Regions from separate parts of the Homo sapiens genome. Here region 1 is linked to region 2. A link is an interaction called in ENCODE POLR2A ChIA-PET data of the cell type or tissue named here. Cell type or tissue: PC-9. All regions are shown on one strand. Links, peaks and the distances in the headings refer to the core of each region. The heading gives the core; the rest is flanking DNA. Region 1 overlaps ZFYVE9 (zinc finger FYVE-type containing 9). Region 2 overlaps ZFYVE9 (zinc finger FYVE-type containing 9).

Region 1 (2,818 bases), core at 274-2,773, 110 kb after region 2:
AGATGAATCACTTGAGCCCAGGAGTTCGAGACTAGCCTGGGCAACATGGTGAAACCTCATCCCTACCAAAAAAAAAAAAAAAAAAAATTGGGCATGGTGACATGCTCCTGTAGTCCCAGCTACTCTCGAGGCTGAGGTGGGAGGAGTTCTTGAGCCCAGGAGACGGAGGTTGCAGTGAGCCGAGATCATGACACTGCACTCCAGCCTGAATGACAGAGTGAGACCCTGTTTAAAAAAAAAAAAAAAATTAGCTAACCTAGATTCTTGAAGTATATACCATCATGAGGAATGTCCTATTTAGGTACATAAAGCAAGGATTCCCAAAGTGAAATAAAGATGTCTTTGTTTTTTTGATTAACATTTGTTTTGATTTACATGGTGGTATTCATAATTTTATTTGAGTCCTTTTTCAGTTCCTTTGGGGATCCCATTGTGTTGGGGTATGAAGAGTAAAAGTGTCAAGGATTAAACATTGTTTTTGACTACATATGGTTTCTGCTGTTCATACTCTCCATATAGCCTTAAAGTGAAGGAGTGGAACTAAGTAGTTCAGAAAAGCCATCCTTTTCACTAATTTTTACAGCATGAAGCCAAGTAAAGTCATGTTGCTGATTATCTAGAATTTTTTCCTGGAAAGGACTATAGTTAAAATAGCTGGAATCTCTTGGTCATATATTAAATTTAATAAATATACATAAAAATATATTTCCTTTAGGTCACAACCTGAAGATAAAGCTATATTATTGGCTTTTGTTGTAATTACTTCTAGCCTTACATTGGTAATTACTTCCTTCGATGATGTGATTTTTTAAAATATAAAGGTGGAGGACTATGTTCTTCAATCACGTTTGGCTTACAATACATAGTTTGGTTTTATTTTAGTATTAATAGAATGTTGCTTCTTTTAATAGGAGTTAAAAGTTTTAAGTGCGTTTTATTATTATTTCTTTTACTTCCATTTCAATCATTTTTCTTTTCTTTTCTTTTCTTTTTTTTTTTTTTTGAGACGGAGTCTCACTCTTTCGCCTAGGCTGGAGTGCAGTGGCTCGATCTCGGCTCACTGCAAGCTCCACCTCCCGGGTTCACGCCATTCTCCTGCCTCAGCCTCCCGAGTAGCTGGGACTACAGGCGCCCGCCACTGCACCCAGCTAATTTTTTTGTATTTTTAGTAGAGACGGGGTTTCACCGTGTTAGCCAGGATGGTCTTGATCTCCTGACCTCATGATCCACCCGCCTCGGCCTCCCAAAGTGCTGGGATTACAGGCGTGAGCCACCTCGGCCGTCCTCAATCATTTTTCCAAGTGTTTAGAAAAGAGCCAGAGGCATTGGCATGTTTTATTTTCTACAATAGGTTTTTGGCTCAATGCAGTGACAGTTCACAGTTGAATTATACAGACTCAGTGTGATCTATTTTAATCTTTGCTGTATTGTAACACAGATTTCTGTGCATCTTTTTTTAAGAGTAAGGATTGATAGGAATGTCTTTATTTTTGTGTTTTTATTCCATCTGTAGATGTGAACAGGAAGTGCTGGTGTTTCACAACCAAGGGAATGCATGCAGTGGGTCAGTCTGAGATAGTCATTCTTCTACAGTGTTTACCGGATGAAAAGTGTTTGCCAAAGGATATCTTTAATCACTTTGTGCAGCTTTATCGGGATGCTCTGGCAGGTAGGAATGCTTTATGACTTAGTCTGCTCCCTTTGTAGATGACAAAAAAATTTTGAATTCAAATACAAAATAATAGTCTTAACTTTGGACTTAAGCATGGCAGGGGACTTTGATATTAGTGGCAAGTTGAAGCTTTCCATGGTTTGAAGAAATTATAAATTTTAGTATTGTACCTGGTATAGTTTTTATTTTACAGAGGCTGGAATCAAAGCTGTAAGAGAATCTGGTGACCTAAATGTAAGAATATTTTCTTTTTAGTGGCCTGGGGTCAGGATATTGGTACCTGGTAGAAGGAAGCATATTTGTAACTTACTTCTTGTTTCTTTGGTTAACAATATTTATTTAATCATAGTGTAAATGCTAATGAATATTCAAATTTCAAAAACAATTAGCATACATGACTATGGCTTCAAAATAAATTGTAAATATTAACTGTAACAACTTAAAAGTAAAAGCATAGAGGTTAGAAGCTGGGAAAGACTAAGGATATTAACATAAAAAGAAACTAAGATTGAGAGAAAAGAAACACATTATTTGACATTATAGTTATTTATTATGACATTGTGTTATTTGACATTACAAAGTCAGCCTCCCTTTGATTTAACAAATGAGGTAGAAAAACGGTGTAATTGAACTATTCTCGTTTATTGTAACAGGAAGTCAGTACATAATATCTGTATTTGATAAATAGGGTTTATCTTTGAGGAAGAAGGCCTGGAGAGGGTGTGAGGGTGACCGGGGTATTAAAACTATTTTCATGTATTATTTGATAATATTTCATACATATATTAAAACAATAAATTATTCAGACTTTCTTAATGCAATAATTTTCATTGTGGGATTCTGTGCCAAAGACAGTATCCAGAATATAAAATGCACTTCTGTGAATGAAAGGGTTTATTGCAACATTACCTAAATTTAACACAAAAATTCAGAAGCAACCTGAATGCCTTAGCTATAGGTGGAAAGTTTAACTGTGTTATACTTATTAGATGTGAGGATCTTTTTGAGAACTTTTTTTGGCCATTAAAACAATATTTATGAAAAGAATGTAGTAACATGGAAAATGCTCTTTAAATAATTACAGAAGCAGGATATATAATTGTATTTTTAATGTGATGTAGATTATGCGTAAAAGATTGTGCCTTT
Region 2 (2,818 bases), core at 48-2,547:
TTTGATGTGAAGCCAATCAAGAGTACAGTAATACTCTTGATTCTGCATATCCAAACAAAGTCACAGCAACAAGCAGATGAACTGAAGATAACTTCAAGAGAGCCTTCATGATACCAGGTCCAAAGCAATGACCTCTCAGTGTGCAGACAGCAGAATCACAGTTGATCTTTGGAACATTCAGATCCTGTGAGATGCTTGCAGCAAAAATCTTTGTTTCTGTAGCTTTTTGGAGAAAAGGCAAATAAATTTAGGATTAGTGAAATATTTTCAGCAGGCTGTTGAAAGGAGTTAGAAGTAAGTTGCATTATAGTATTATATGCATTTTGTCATTGTGTAGATCATAGAGTGGTTTCTGTGTGAAATTTGGGGCTTCCTTAGGAGTTAGGAGGGACTGCTTTCATTTAGTATACTTCTTATTTAAGAAAACTTATTAAAATCTGTCATAAAGCAAATTTGAAAATAGAAACAAATTAAGTTTGTGTTACAGATTAGATTCCTCCTCCTCTTCCTCCTCTTCGTCTTCTTTTTTTTTTTTTTTTTTTTTTGACAGAGTCTCGCTCTGTCATCCAGGCTGGAGTGCAATGGTGCGATCTCAGCTTACTGCAACCTCTGCTGCCCAGGTTCAAGCAGTTGTCCTGTCTCAGCGTCCTGCATTGCTGGGGCTACAGGCGCACACCACCACACCCGGCTAGATTGTGTATTTTCAATAGAGACGGGGTTTCACCGTATTGGTCAGGCTGGTCTCAAACTCCTGACCTCAGGTGATCTGCCTGCCTTGGCCTCCCAAAGTGCTAGGATTACAGGCGTGAGCCACTGTGCTTGGCCTTTTTTTTTTTTTTTAAAAGCAACAGGGTCTTGCTCTGTAGCCCAGGCTGGAGTGCGGTGGCTTGATTGTGGCTCACTGTGGCCTTGACCTCAGGCTCAAACAAGCCTCCCATCTCAGCCTCCCAAGTAGCTGGGACCACAGACACACACCACCATGCCTGGCTAATTTTTTACTATTTTGTAGAGACAAGGTCTTCCTATGTTGTCCAGGCTGGTTTTGAACTCCTGGGATCAAGCAATATTCCTGCCTCAGCCTCCCAGAGTACTAGGATTACAGGTATGAGCCACCACGCCTAGCCAGATTAGATTCTTTAAAAGCAAATTCTAGATGAGGTATCAGGTTTCTTTTAATGTATTGAAATTTTGTTGTATTGATTTTTGCTGGAAATAAGTGGCAGTTGGCCGACCCTAATCTGACCCCCCTGGAAACTCCTTTCCTATCATCTGCTACTCTTTCCCTCCCTTAATCTGTGCTTTGTTCTTGCTGTCCCTCTGTTTTTAACTACCTTCCTCTGAATTCCCAGATTGCTCCCTGACATCCAGATCTTGATGTGACTCAGTGAGACTTTCTCTGGCTGCCTAATTTAAAATTGTAACCCCCTAGTCGAGTGCAGTGGCTCATGCCTATAATCCTAGCACTTTGGGAGGCAGAGGCGGGTAGATTGCTTGAGTCCAGGAGTTTGAGACCAGCATGGGCAACATGATAAAACCCAATCTCTACAAAAAATGCAAAAAAACTAGCCAGACGTGGTGGTACACGCCTGTACTCCCAGCTTGGGAGGCTGAGATGTGAGGTTCACCTAAGCCCAGGAGGTCAAGGCTGCCATGAGCCATGATTGTGCCACTGCTCTCCAGCTTGGGTGACAGAGTGAGACACTGTCTGAATAAAATAAAATAAATTTATAACCCTCAAATTTTCCTCTCTCTTTATTTTTCATCTTAACACGTCATCTAGCATATCATATATTTTACATGTTTATCTTGTTGATCATTCATTTCCATCCATTAGAATGTAATCTCTGCGAGGGCTCAGGTTTTGCCTGTTTACTTGCTGTTTCATCTCCAGTGCTAATACTCAAATTCAACAACCTGGTTAGATAAACTCCACTGAGTGTTTAACTGACTTAATTATTTTAAAATGTTATAATAATAGAGGGCTTAATCTGTACCCTTGATTGTTGAAGGAACACAGTAACCAGGTGCTCAAGTATTGGTTGAGTGAATATTTATATAAATGTGAATTATGTGGAGATTTTTATTGTAATTATGTTGTAATGAGATTTGACCCCAAAACTTGCTATTATGAAGTATTTGTACCCTAACTCCTTGCTATCCTCTTATTTTCAACTTGGTCTAGGACTTTAGTAAGCTAATACATTTGTTGAATGGATTTGTCAATCAGTAAGCCTCAATTTTTTCCTGCAGAAATACATTTTCGTTATGTGATGTAACAGTTACATACGTTGGAACAGCCAAGAATTCGTTTTGACCTTTTGCAGATTTTACTTAAGAAGATTTTGAAAAATTTTATTGCTCTTTTTTAAAAATTCTTCCTATCTTCATTTAATATTCAGTTCAAAGCTTTTCATGAAGTCTTGTTAGATAATTCTAAGCTGTAATAATTGTTTCCTCTTAGTTTCTATAACATTAATTTATGAACATACTAATATTTGTAAATCCATTGCATCATTTATTCATTTGACGATACTTATTGACCCATTTACTCTTAATTTGCTGGCATATAGTTTTTCATAGTAGCCACTCATGATCCTTTGAATTTCTTGGTATCAGTAATAATGTCTCCTTTTTCATCTCTGATTTCGTTTGAGTCTTCTTTTTTTCTTAGTCTGGCTAAAGGTTTGTCAATTTTATTTATCTTTTCAAAGAAACTGACATTTGTTTCATTGATCTTTTGTATTGTTTTCATTTCAAATTCATTTCTTTTTTCCTTTTAATTTTCAAATTCATTTATTCTCTGATCTTTATTACTTCT

The links. Peaks named below come from ENCODE experiments on the same cell type or tissue, not always from the same donor. Only the 100,000 strongest peaks of a DNase experiment are listed, where the experiment ranks them.
Region 1: POLR2A ChIA-PET joins it to region 2 with 19 read pairs; 6 of 35 experiments call an interaction of 5 or more read pairs at or near these places.

What each region holds. Positions count from the first base shown.
Region 1 is chr1:52,280,148-52,282,965 of GRCh38, forward strand. It overlaps ZFYVE9 (zinc finger FYVE-type containing 9), which reads left to right. Exons shown (of 19, transcript NM_004799.4): 10 at 1,514-1,669. Among named protein-coding and RNA genes, the nearest start is that of CC2D1B, 85 kb to the right of the region's middle. In PC-9, for the core only: no CTCF peak of the experiment used is centred there; a DNase peak (open chromatin) is centred at 1,594.
Region 2 is chr1:52,167,692-52,170,509 of GRCh38, forward strand. The region is part of intron 1 of ZFYVE9 (zinc finger FYVE-type containing 9); the gene reads left to right. Among named protein-coding and RNA genes, the nearest start is that of ZFYVE9, 27 kb to the left of the region's middle. In PC-9, for the core only: no CTCF peak of the experiment used is centred there; no DNase peak of the experiment used is centred there.